Regions from separate parts of the Homo sapiens genome. Here region 1 is linked to region 2. Evidence: chromatin contacts called from ENCODE Hi-C or POLR2A ChIA-PET data. All regions are on one chromosome and are shown on one strand. The core of a region is the stretch at or near the end of the contact, and the rest is flanking DNA. Distances in the headings are between cores, read along the strand shown.

Region 1 (6,973 bases), core at 2,609-5,108, 970 kb after region 2:
CTTTGAAAATGTAGTTTGATTAAAATAAATCTTTGCCTACCAATTAGTTTGTACATAGTGGACCTTCAAGACATCCTCAGGAAAATTTTCAGGATGCACATCTAAAAAACAGAGGCAGATATCCTCATCACACTTGAAGAGCTTCTTGAACAACTCACCACTGGCATCACCTCACCTCCCTCCATCCCTTCCTGCTCTGCCTGCATTTCCAGTTCCAGACTCCTTGCTGGCATTCCTGACAGAAATCTTACACCTGACAAAAATCAGGCCAGACTCATCAATTTCTGATTTTGGTTCCCGGCTCTTTTGGTGACATCATAACTACTTTTTTTTCAGACAGTCTCGCTCTGTCGCCCAGGCTGCAGTACAGTGGCACAATCTCGACTCGCTGCAACCCCCATCTCCCAGTTTCAAGCAATTCTCATGCCTCAGCCTCCGGAGTAGCTGGTAGTACTACAGGTGCCCACCACCATGCCCAACTAACTTTTTAGGGATGGGGTTTCTCCATGTTGGCCAGACTGGTCTCGAACTCCTGACCTCAAGTGATCCACCCGCCTTGGCCTCCCAAGTGCTGGGATTATAGGCGTGAGCCACCACGCCCGGCCCATAACTACTTTTATCTTGAATTCTCTCTTGTCTTCTTATGGGTATGTCTCTTAACAGTCCAACTATCTTAAGTCCTCCCTCCCCCTTAAACACATATTACACATTCCCTGAAGTGTAGACATTTTATATACAGTTGTTATCTGGTTGGTTAATGTATTTTGTGCCAGCCTTTCTCTTTAGTTCTTTAATTTACTCAAAGTTGCTACACTATAAACTTTCTTATTAGTGCTAAAGTAGTAATTCCAGGTCCTTTCTTAAAAGCTTATCCAAATGCTGTGATGTTGCATTTGCATTTTATTTATTTATTTATTTTTTGAGACGGAATCTTGCTCTGTCGCCTAGGCTGGAGTACAGTGGCGCAATCTCAGCTCACTGCAAACTCCGCCTCCCGGGTTCAAGTGATTCTCCTGCCTCAGCCTCCTGAGTAGCTGGGACTACAGGTGCCAGCCACCATGCCCGGCTAATTTTTGTATTTTTACTAGAGACGGGATTTCACTATGTTGGCCAGGCTAGTCTCGAACTCCTGACCTCAAGTGATCCGCCTGCCTCAGCCTCCCAAAGTGCTGGGATTACAGGCATGAGCCACTGCGCCCGGCCTACATTTGCACTTTAAAATAGAAATTTGTTTTTATTTCTGGACCTCTGTCGCTGAAGAGATGAATGGTCTTGTTTTCTTACTTTTGAAAATCGGTCCTTAGTGTTTTAATGAAAAGGGCGTTTGCGGGTGCTTTTCCTTAGTTGCTTGATGCTCCCTGTGCTCTCAGCACAAATGCACTTTCTACTGTCACAGGGAGACTATTTTGCACTAAACCTTTGTAGAAATTCAAGTGTCAATTGTGAAATTGAGCATTTTCAATAGAAGGGTAATAGGATTTTAGAGATAGACAGGGATTCTGGGAGATCATCTCATCAAATGCTATTTTCAAAGGAGGAAACTAAGGTCTGTGAAGATTACACATCTTCACCTAACTTCCTCAGCCCAAGCCTGACCCAGCCTCAAGTCACCCGACTCCTAATTCCCACTTTTAATGACCTGTGCCCCCACTTCAGTGCTTCAACAGATGCCACCTTTTTAAATTGTTTTTTTTTTCTTTTAAAAATGAATGGGTGTTCCCCAAATTTAATTTGGAGTACAGATCCAGTTTCATAATTTAAGAGCTTCCAAAACTGGAAGTAGATTCTAATTTTTATCATTTGATAGAAAAGATTTCATTTTGTTGATTTTTTTCTTTTTTTAAACCTATGTTGTCAGAACAATTATAAAATTGCTTTCTTCCTTTTAAACTTCAGCTCATCACTGTGTATATTTCTAGCAACAGAACAGTGCTCTCCCTGGATGATAGAAAGCTAGCGGAGAGAAGATCTCTGTGTGGCTCACCCCACAAGTGAAGACAGATTTTGTTCTATCTAAAGAGTACCCTCCAAAAGGAGAAATAACAAAACCAAGAAAAGGCTAGTAGGAAAGTATTTGTGGGGTTCAGAAGCAGCCCATAAAATAGTCTAGATTAAGATGCCTGGCGTAGTTAGAATATGTGTGAGAACTTCTTATTCCGACTTGTATGCCACTTACTTGTACTTAGAATTTAAAAGGCTTGCTGATTTGTAGTGTTTTTGAGTGTTCCCTGGTGAGAGCAAGAAATAGAAAAATGAATATAAGGACAGGGAAATACATTTGGATTTTTATTTGTGTATTTCCCCAGTTAAATTTGTAGGGCTGAACTGTCCTTAATTATTTGTTTCATATCCAGGATAGTTGTAATAATAATCATTCTCCTTCACTTACCAAGTCTCTCTTAAAATCTGCAAGAGCTCTCCTTGTTTCTCAGATGGTCTTGCTTCTTTTTGTTGTCTGTGTGTTTGTTTTGTCTTAGTTTTGGCTACTACTTCCCTTTTGTGAATAATTATCTTCCTGTCTTCTGAAAATGGAAGATAAAAAAATAATAAAATAAAAAGTAATTGTTGCCCTTTATATATATCTGTTAAATAATTATGTCAAGCATGTTCTCCACTGATCCTTATCACTTGTCTTTATCTGTTCTCATTTATGCATATACTTAATCTAATTTTTTCTCTCCACTGACCGATTTTTCAATATTTGCATCATTTTATGTTATTTTCATTTTTTTCCTACTCTTGGGGTATATTTCCCGTAAAGTGTAGGTAGTTCAAAAGATGATGTTTAGGCTAGGAAAAGCCCAGGTGGTAGGAATGATCCCAACCAGTGTTTTGTTCAGCCCCAGGTTGATAGTTTTTTAAAAGGTACTTGTAAACCCATTTTTTTGCTTCCTCTAACCAATATGAGGTTGTATTAAAGCCAAACTTACTGAAAGCTAAAGTTACCAACTTTCTTAGTCTGACTTTGTGTATCAGATTTTCCAATTATTGCCACTTGTATCTGTACATTTTACTGATGCCTCTGTATCTCCACCCAAACATTTCATATGTATGTGTAATCAAATAACCTCTTTGGCTTATCCATCATCAGCAATATCACATTAATCATTTTTTTTCTTTTTTTTCTTCCATTTCTCAGAGTCTCTTCTTAGTATTTATGGTTCATGAAAGTGACTGTGCATCTTTCTTCCTTGGGATATTAGCATAGTAGACCCAAACAAAAAGCTTCAATTTTTATGGATTCCAAGAAGCAGTGCATTAGTCTGCAGCTGATTTCTGCAAATTCATCAATTCAAGAGGGTTTTATTGCCCATGTCTGAGATGATTGATCCCTTCAAAACTCTGCCGTATAGAAATAAATGTCTTAGTTATTCACAGAGTTAGTTTTTTGTTTTTGTTTTACAAAGTATTACAAAAAGCTTCTATCAGGAAAGTGTGTGGGGTTGGGCTTTTCCAGGTGCAGAGGCAGGTGATTCTCCATTTGCCACAGGTTGCTGGAGCTGCTTTTCAGGATGCTTGGGAAAGGGCAGAAACCCTCTGCAGCCTCCCAGCCAGGCCTGCAGACAGCGGATGGTCTGTCTGTGCCTCCCTGGGCATACCCCAGCTGATTGGGTCATGCTGTTGCCCCTCAGCAGCACACACCCCTTGCTTCCTCCTCTGAGATCTCCCCACTGTGGTCCTCAGCCTGCCTGTTTCGCCTTTCTCTCCTGTGCAGGTTACCAATTCAAAGTCCCTAAGAAAGTGGCTCATCTAGCACAGGGTGCCTCTGGTGGCCAGGACCCCCTGCCAGGCCCACTCTTGTACTGTTTGTTGTTGGAGAGATGAGGGCAGGCACTCCCTAGCCACCCAGCTGTGCCAGTGTTGGCCTGCTCACACGTGGGTTGTAGGCGTGCCTGGAACAAAACAATTGGTAAGTCCTGGCAGCTCCTAAATGAATGTAACTGGATTCTGCTTCCTTCTTGGTTTGCCATATATGGAGAGAACTTTGCTTTCTGAAAAATTTTAAAGGGAATGAGGTAATTTCCTCATAATTCCTAAGATCTCCGGCAGTGTTGTAAATTTAGATTTGAGGTTAGAGTACTAAAAAATAAAAACAAAAGCAGAAAAGCTGCTGTGCTCTGAAATGCCAGGGTGTTTTTAATGTCAAGTCCAGCAGCATAATAGCTTTTACCTCTTTTCCCCACCTAAAGAAAGAGTAGTGTTAAACTTATTTCCAAAATAAAAGGAGTCTGAACCTCTAGGAAACTGGTACAGTATCATCTTAGAAAAGAACCTAAATGCTAATCTACACTCATAAAAATAACATGTTTTCAAATAGTTTCAGAACCAATTCAGTCTCCTGTTTTTCTCTTCATGATACCAGTAGCTAAAAATTACCCTACTTAATGAAAATTGCAGACAATTTTTTTTCTTTATGCAGTCTTACATAATTTTTGGTCCATTTTGACCTAGTCTGACATTTTATTTTGAACAACTACATCTTAAGTGTTCTGTCTTTTTTTTTTTTTTTTTTTTTTGGAAGATTTATTGTGAAGAGCGAAAGAACAAAGCTTCAACAGTGTGGAAGGGGACCTGAATGGGTTGCCCAGTGCTCTGTCCTTTTTGTTTCCACTCTAAAATTGGTTCGGCAAGGAGTAAGAGAGTAGACCACTGGCATTTTATTTTTGAACACTCGAATTGTATAACCAGTAATCTGTTAGAGTTGTTATCCATCTTACAGTGACCCCATCATCTGACCCAAATAGCGTTTAAAATAAGAGCTCGTTCTAGAAGAACAACTTTAGGCAGCAGTAACTTTAAAACATTTTGAATACCTGCTCTACTGTGGTATAGTGATCTAAATATTAGATTTATTTTTCTTGTGTCTCATATAGAAACTCTAAACAAAGCAGATGAACAGTTGTGTCTGTACTAACACGTGACTAAAACCTCTATAGAGTTCCAGTGTGCTGAAAGCCAAATTAAAGTTCTCTTTTTTTAGTAAACAATCACACTGGGAATGAGAATATTAGAGCTAAGAGGGAGGCCAGAGCAAGGGTGGTAAACGCGGATGCTTCCAGAGGTCACATAGATAACCCACTGGAGCAGTGGGCCCAGTGGGAGAGGACCATGGTGTCCTGGAAGGTATGTCCCAGGGGTAAAGGGGCAGCTGCTGTCACTTGCCGCCTGACTTCGTGCCATGCCAGAACATGATGTCAGTGTTCTGATGTGTCAGGAGAAGCCCAAGATCCAAGCCTGAGATGTTATGAGAACTATCTTGACTATTACATATTGGCAAACAACTTTAAACATACATATACATTTGTGAGACTAACAAATATCTGCTGTCCAGAATACTGCCCCTAGGCTACCAGTTACCCATCTTGCTCCTAATCCAACCTCCTCACTTTTCATATGAGAAAACTGAGATCCAAAGAGGCTAAATGTCTTACCTGAAATGAGGATAAGTTGGGGCAAGGTGGGACCATTTGCCAAGAGGTCTGGTGAGATTGTAGAAGTAAGAAATCTTAAGGAGGAAAACCCATGAAGGAGTGTTGCTCTTATTTATTGACACCAGAGTAGCTTTTTTTTTCTCCTTTCAATGCTTAAAATAATGAGAAATAATAACATCCAAAGGAAAAAAACAAGACCCACTACACACCTCTATTTCACTTAATTTTTATACACATCCCATTACTTAGCATTTACTTTTCTCTTTCATCTTCAAAGCAGTTCAAAAATTGATTTGTTATTTGTAGTCAGGGAACTGTGTCATGATTTATTTTTTATTATTTATTAATAATAAAAAGGGAAGAACTCCTTAAGAACAGAGTATCTGAAATATAAACACACACACATATGTGGCCTCAGCTGTTTCATCTGCTAGAAATTCATCTGAGACCACTTAATTCCAAGGTGTGGTGGTGAGTCTTTATAAAACTTCTTGTTATACAGAATCTAATGAAACTTCAATATTGCTCAGTCATATTGAGACTTTATTTAATTTTAGCTGTCGTACATAATACAGTGGAGGACCTGTTGAAAATATAAAGGTTGGGACTCTTTTTTCCTCTTTGGAACTATTGGCTCTAAGTACAAAGTTAACATAGATTCCAAATAAACTAAACAATTTTAGGAGGTTTATTCACTTTTATTTAGAAAAACAGGAAACATTTTTTTTTTTTTGAGATAGAGTCTCGCTCTGTCACCCAGGCTGGAGTGCAGTGGCGTGATCTTGGCTCACTGCACCCGCCTCCCGGGTTCAGGCCACTCTCCTAACTCAGCCTCCTGAGTAGCTGGGACTACAGGCGCCCGCCAGCGCGCCTGCCAGCACGCCCAGCTAATTTTTTGTATTTTTAGTAGAGACGGGGTTTCACCATGTTAGCCAGGATGGTCTCTATCTCCTGACCTCATGATCCACCTGCCTCGGCCTCCCAAAGTGCTGGGATTACAGGCGTGAGCCACCGCGCCCGGCTAGGAAACATTTTTTATATTAGTTTTTTTTTAAAAAACTTATTTTGGAATAATTTTAGATTTGCAAATAAATTACAAAGATAGTACACAGAGTTCTCAAATATCCTTCAGCAGCTTCCCCTTATGTTAATATCTTATATGTCTAGGATACATTTTTCAAGCTATTCATTTTTCAAGAAATGAACATTTACCCAATACTATCACCTAACCTACAAACTTTATTGAGATTTATATTGGCCTTTGAAATTAAAAAGGGTATACTAAAACTATTCGACAACTGTAATAAGTAATATATCCTCACAGGCTGTGACTTGAGGAGGGAGGGGAGAGTTAGGTTCCTCCACATTCTACACTGCCCCTCCATAAAGCCATCCCAAACAGGCATGAAATTTAAGTAAACATGGTGCTAATATATTTGCTATGTAAATGCTTTTGAAGACAAGTCTCTAGCCTCCTCTTCCAATCAGGTTGCCTTGCCTCTATCCCTCCTCGGTGGAACTCTGGTGCTGTCTCTGGAGAA
Region 2 (6,913 bases), core at 3,172-5,671:
TCTTTTGTGCTTAGGATATGAAAAGCTGCAATGAACATCTTTCCTTTCTCAATAATGAGAAAAACTCAGATGAACTACAAAGTCACAACCTTAACTGAAACCATCAGACACAGCTGGGTTGCAAGGTAACCAGGTAGCCTGAACTCCTGGGAAGGGCAAGCCCCCAAGGAGAAGTTCTCAGGCATGCACAGGGGAGTTGGCACTGACTAAAAAGCTCTTTCCTGTGTCCTTCTCTGGATGCTCAGTTTGGTGGGTACATTACCTTTTTACCTTTTTTTTTTCTGTAGGTTTCACATTTCTATAATAATTTTTTGAAGCCCTGAGAATTAAAGCAAGTTTCCACACTCCTAGAACCAGTTTTAAACCCATTCAATTAATCAACTGCCTCAGTAAAACTTGTTTTGAAAAACCCCTCCTTTCTCAAAGTCAGCCAATGACAGGTTCACTCCAATAAATTCAGTGGAGAATTAATAACAGTCTTACCAGAATATCTACTCTTCTACAGGTGATGGCAAACCCTTTTGCCTCTGAAATGCACCTATTCCTGAACTCTGTATTCCCCAAAGCTCCATAGAGCATCAGCAGCCAGCTCTGCTTGGGGAGACTGTGCCGACCCAGCATAGCTTTTCCTTATTAGAGTACACAGTAAATCCAGTTTCGTTGCTTTTTTTTATTTTTATTTTTTTTGAGGCAGGGTCTTGCTATGTCACACAGGCTGGAGTGCAGTGGTGCAATCACGGCTGACTGCAGCTTCTATTTCCTGGGCTCAAGTGATTCTCCCACCTCAGCTGGGGCTACAGGCGCATGTCACCACACCTGGCTAAGTTTTGTATTTTTGGAGAGATGAGGTTTCGCCATGTTGCCCAGGCTGGTCTCCAATTCCTGAGTATAAGCAATATCCCCACCTCAGCCTCCCAGAGTGTTGGGTTTCCAGGTGTGAACCACGGTGCCTGGCCCAGTTTTGTTTCTTTTAGTTCAAATATTGATGGTTGACTCATAATTCCTTGACAAACCAAAGCTCCAAACTAACTAAAAAGATCATTTTGATTGTTGTGCGGGCAACATATCATAGAAATGCAACAACGGAAGTAGAGAGACCAATTGAGGCTGTTGAAAATCTTGCGTGAGAAGCAAACCCCTGGAGTTATAAAATAAAAAGAGAGTTTGGCATTAGAAACTATATGGAAATATTACCGTAAACAGAGTCAAAATAAATATATGCAGCTCCTATCAGCAACAAAGAGCCTATTTAATCAATAAGAAAAAGCCTCAATAATTCATCTGGAAAAATAAGCAAAGGATATGAAGATTATTCCTAGAACAAATATAAGTGGCTGTTAATCACATAAAAGAGGTTCAATATTCCTCAATATAATAGAAATATAAATTGAGACTGCACTATGATAGCAAATTTTCACTGATCATATTTGCAAAGACCAAAAATCTGGTAACAAGCTTGATTAGGATGGTGTGGCAAACAGACTGTTTCCAAGATCGTCCTCAAGAATAAGAACAATTTCTAGGCCACACTGCTGGGCTGAAAGGAAGAAAAACAACTGTGTGTAGTAACTCTGGAAGGATGCAAAATAATCTGATAATGATGATTACTTCCCAAGAGTACTGGGTATAGGGAGGCAGGAAAGACTCGCTTTGAACTTTATTCTCTTTGGTACTGTTTGAATGATATACACCAGATGTATCTCTCATCAAAATTAAGCAAAATAAAACAATTTAAAGAGTCTGTTGTGATTGTCTGGGAGAGATCATTCTGGTAAGAGGAGTAGTGATGGAGAACATGCACAATGAGGGTATATTTTGGAAGAGAGTTGACAAGACATGCTGAGGGAGTAGATGTAGGAGATGAAGTAAGCCATCAAGGATGACTGCTAGACTTGCGGATAGCAAGTGGTAGAGAGATGTCCCATTTACTTTGCTAAGGAACACTTAGGGAGGAATAGGTATAGCATGGGTGAGAGAACTCAAGGATTCTGTTTTAAATGTGATAAGTTTGAGATGCCTATTAGTCATCCACATCATCCACGTGATATCAAATAAACAGTTGGAATGGTAGTCTTAGGCTGAAGAAAGGAGTCTGGAATGAAGGTATTTTAGAGGCAACAGCATATAAATCCACACTGATAAACAGAAATACAATGTAAGCCACATAGGTAATTTTACATTTTCTAGCAGCCACATAAAAAGTAAAAATGGGTGGAATTAGTTTACACACACACATATATATATATAAACTAAAATAAAATTATATATATATAATTTTTTTTTTGAGATGGAGTCTCCCTCTGTCACCAGGCTGGAGTGCAGTGGCGCGATCTCGGCTCACTGCAACCTCTGCCTCCCGGGTTCAAGTGATTCTCCTGTCTCAGCCTCCTGAGTAGCTGGGACTACAGGCGGGTGCCACTACGCCCAGCTAAATTTTGTATTTTTAGTAGAGATGGGGTTTCACCATGTTGGCCAGGATGGTCTCGATCTCTTGACCTCAGGTGATCCACCCACCTCGGCCTCCCAAAGTGCTGGGATTACAGGCGTGAGTCACTGTGCCCGGCCAGTTTTAATATATATACATTTAACCTAATATCTGCAAAATATTATTTCAACATGTAATCAGTATTCAAATTAGGAGGTTATTCTATTTTTCATACAAGTCTTTGAAATCTGGTGTGTATTTTATACGTATTGCACATCTCCTTTCCAACTATCCACATTACAAATGATCAACAGCCACACATGGCTACCTACTGGACAGCAGAGGGAGGGTATTTAAAGTTATGGGAATGGATGAGTGGAAGAGAGCTCAGGAATGGGTCTTGCATCATTGAACATCTAGATTTTGAATAGAAGAGGAGGAGCTGACAAATGAGACAGCAAATGAGATAGGCCAGCAAAGTGGGAGGAACACAAGGCAAGTATGGTGCCAAGGAGGCTAAAAAGGAGTGGCTGTCAATTCCATCAATTGATAGAAGTTGAGTAAGATGACAGAGAAGTGACTAATGTATTTGGAAAGATGGAGTTATTACTCCTCTCGGCAAGACAGTTTTATTAGATCGGGAGCTCCTCCACTGGAGCTGAAGAGAGAATGGACTGTGAAAGTGGAGATATGTATAGACATCTCAAAGGCAGCACCTGATCCTTGACACTCTCTCCTACCTCCTTCTCTCTCTAAATTTTGATCTCTATTGGCGGCCCAAGCTAGAAATCTGGGAGACACTCTCAAGTCTTTCCTCTCTTTCAGATCGCATAGGCTATTATTTACAGTTATTCCCATTTTACCTCCTAAATAATTACTGATTTTCTTCTGTGCCATTCCTGCTTTTTATTGCTAACAGGCCCTCGTCATCTCTAATCGTTACGACTGCAGCATCTTCCTAATAATCCTCACAGTTTTCAGCCTCTAGCTTTGACGCCCTCAAAATTCTGTTAGTAAAGCCTGAGGGCTCCCAGAAAGCGACGATGGTGCTGTGCTGGCAGACCGAATGTTTTTTAAAACACAAAGCTTGCAGTCCTGCTGCTGTGCTCAAAATCCTTGCATGGCTCTTCTTGAAACAGGTTTAGTGTTTCTACTCGAGTTCCTTCTCTGTCGTTCAACACAAACACATACACACCCAGTTCTGTTTCACGCTTTTGTCTTTATTATCCCTCGTAACTGCCCGCCCTGCAACCAACCCGCTCAAACAAGCACCCTGACTGGCGCATTCTTACTCATTCTAGCCTGGGTTTCAACTTCAAGGAGCTTCAGCGCCCCTCACTCCCTTGCCCTGAAAGCTGGCTAAACTACGCACCTTTTCTCCCCTTTTGAAATGACCTTTCCAGATATTTCTATGGAATTCAGTGCCATTTTCTGCCGCTGTTCTCACCACATTCATTCATCATGTTTAGTTTTAAAAGTACCAGATTCTGTCGATTTCTCCAACTGAACTCTGAAATCTTTGAGGTCAGGGAGCTTGCCTCATTCTATTTTGTATTCCCAGTACGTGACACATGGCTGGACACACCAGAAATTGTCCGATCAAGTTTGTGGGTATTAAGAGTGGTCAAAGACGCTGGGGAGGGCAGTGCTGGGAGAAGGGCAGCGCGCGTCTTGGCGACCCCAGCGCAGTTCGAACTACTCCGGAGTCTGGTGTGGAGCCGAGAGGGAGCCCCGCACTTTTCTCCCCGCGGAGCTGCGCTGAGTCTGAAATAGGTGTACGCGTCAGCGGGGCAGGAAACGGAAAGACAGTGCAGTAATTGGTGGAAAGCTGGAAGTGGGCACCTCGAGGGCCTCAGCCCCACGAACACAGTCACCCAGGAAAAGCGAACCGCGCCAGGCCCTGTCATCGACCGCTGGGTCCGTCCTCCCAGCGCTCGCGGCCGCTCACATGGGCGTGGCCCTGCGTGACCTGCCGGGGCGTCACGTGAGCTCCCGGAGTCATGTGACCGCCGTCTTGACAGTGTTCCACGGGCGCTGCTTCCTGCCTGGGTTTGGAGTTGTCACCACTTTCCCCTCTCCGTCTCCTGCGGGCGCAATGGAGGAGGAGGATGAGGAAGCGCGGGCGCTCCTGGCAGGCGGCCCTGACGAGGCCGACAGAGGTGCCCCGGCCGCCCCTGGAGCCCTGCCGGCCCTCTGCGACCCCAGTCGCCTGGCGCACCGGCTTTTGGTGCTGTTACTGATGTGCTTCCTTGGCTTTGGTGAGCCGGCCGGGTGGGTTGGGGCTGATCTTTAAGGAATTCCCGACTTTCTCTTCGAGGTAGATCGTCATCGTGGTCACTGGTGCCACGGGGCCTCAGCGCAGCTTCTGTCTTAAGCTCCTGGGCCTCCTTATTTTCCCCTTTGCGATCGATTCCAGCCACACCTGTGGATGTTGCTAGTTACTCCGCGTCCGGAACGTGGAGGTCGAGGGACTGAGCTGGGCGAGTTTTGTGGCACTCCTTTGCTCTTCAGTAAGTCCCAGGGGCTAGCGACTCGCCCTAGAGGCGATAGATATGAAGGTAACTCCAGATTTTCAAGGTTCCTCTTTTGGCACACGTGGTCGGAGGAAATTCAGAAAGCTTTAACTGTTCCTAAACAACTTTTGTTTGTTTGGTTTTAGGTGAGACAGGGGCTTGCTCTGTCACCCAGCCCGGAGTGCAGTGTTGTGAAAGTGGCTTACTGCAGCCTCCACCTCCTGGGTTCAAGCAATCCTCCCGCCTCAGCCTCCCGAGTAGCTGGGACCACAGATGGGGCGCCACCACACCCGGCTTTATTATTATTATTATTTTTAGACACAGGGTCTTACAATGTTGTCCAGCTTTTAAAAAACGTGAATGATTTCGTCGGCAGTCTTCTATATATTTTTCACCCTCTTTGAGAAAATGTATGAGTGTGTCTTGCTGATAGCTTCAGTGAATAGATATTGTTCTCTTAATCTTCCACTCTGCCACTGTGAAGCAATCATATTGGACGGGACTTGTGGTAGTCTTGACAGTGGTTGGTTTCTCTTATGAAATCTGATGTCTCCGAAAACAGTTTCTTGATAATTAGAAAAAAATTTTCCTTCCTATGTTACAGTTTTTAATTTATTAAGCAAAATTCTAATATTAATTTGGTATGAATGTGTTTTTCAGGAGGCTAGCTGGAGCCCGTGTAATCAGCAGGTTTAAGAACATTATGGTGGATAACTATTCTAGCGCTGAACATATAAGTAGACATGAAGGATGCTTTGGGCTTTGGTTTCCTTGCAACTCCTTTTTCCCCCCTCCCCTGTTTTTTAAAAGATGATGCCCATCCATTAGCTTTAAAGCAGGACGTTGAATCCTTAAAAGAGATTAAAGCAGGGTTTAGAAACAACCACCACCACAACAAAGAAAGAACAACAATAAAACATTAAAAAAAATGGTCCCCACTCAAGCAGACAGACAGTTTTTGGTAAATTCTGGTTATCTGCCTAGAATTCAGAAGCCAGATTCATTCCTTTCTAATGACAGTTTTTATTGTCATTAGAACCAATAGCCTCGTGCACTTGTAGAGTTAGTAGAGCTATGGAGGCAATATTTTCTTGTAGCCTACGAAGGAATCTCAATTATTTTATCTTTAAAATAAATCCGAGTGCATGGTCAGATCTCTCCCTACTTCTCTCTTTCCAGTTCCCCCAAAGACATGTTTTAATTTAATCCTTTAGAATTCTCAGTTTCATTTTTTTTTCACTCCTGGCCCTGTATTCACTAAATTATTTGATTTTGGGTAGTTTGTAGAATTAGAGAACTTGTTTCAAATATTGGTTTTGTCAGAATGGTTACACTCCATTCCTTTGTCCTTAAGCTAACATTATTAGGAAACTGATGAGGTTGTAAAGTTTTTAGTGTATGTGTGTTTGTAAATAAGGAAATAAATAAAATATAGATGCTTCATGAAGATATTAATAAAATAGTATATGTGTGAAGCATGATGAAAGTAAAATAGAAAAATATTTAATTGTTGGTTGTTGACTTTTTAATTCAGGTTCCCAGTATTTGCTGTGTATGAACACTACCAATTTATGGAAGTTATTTGATATAACTTAGAAAATACTGGTGGATAAGGAAGTGGTTCAGAAATATTTCTGTAGTGTCAACCCGTAGTATCAGCATTTAAAATTGTAATTTCAGTAGCAACTGCAACTTGAAACTTTTATATGGGAAGTATTATTACTTATAAAGTATTTGCTCTTTTCTAGGCAGCTATTTTTGCTATGATAATCCTGCTGCCCTTCAGACTCAAGTTAAACGAGTAAGTTGATTTTTCACTCTTGTTTCTTTTGTTTTCTTTAGAGCAAGTGTAGCGGTGGAGGCATTATCAACCCTCAGGTGCCCTAGTCTCACGTGTCCGCTGAATCTATTTTGACATCTGTAGTCACCAAATCCACAAGTTGCAAGGGGTGTTCTTAAGTTGAAATGAGTTACC

Evidence for each region. Hi-C counts contacts between places; a loop is a spot of excess contacts on that map. ChIA-PET counts read pairs that join two places held with the same protein, here RNA polymerase II (POLR2A). Pooled maps may share reads with other maps.
Region 1: POLR2A ChIA-PET joins it to region 2 with 13 read pairs in BJ. The contact joins the enhancer-like site here to the promoter of MFSD1 in region 2. A Hi-C loop is called at or near these places in 7 of 50 pooled maps. POLR2A ChIA-PET finds 5 or more read pairs at or near these places in 2 of 52 experiments (BJ and PC-9).

The regions. Positions count from the first base shown.
Region 1 is chr3:159,771,838-159,778,810 of GRCh38, forward strand. All of the region lies in intron 4 of IQCJ-SCHIP1 (IQCJ-SCHIP1 readthrough), which reads left to right. The region is part of intron 2 of SCHIP1 (schwannomin interacting protein 1); the gene reads left to right. Among named protein-coding and RNA genes, the nearest start is that of IQCJ-SCHIP1-AS1, 6.7 kb to the left of the region's middle. RefSeq lists an enhancer at 3,123-3,668. Within about 2 kb of position 3,859, at least 13 of the 41 ENCODE cell types and tissues checked have a DNase peak (open chromatin) inside an H3K27ac peak, as active enhancers do.
Region 2 is chr3:158,797,633-158,804,545 of GRCh38, forward strand. MFSD1 (major facilitator superfamily domain containing 1) reads left to right here and starts at 4,422. Exons shown (of 16, transcript NM_022736.4): 1 at 4,422-4,683; 2 at 6,687-6,739. The coding sequence starts at 4,521.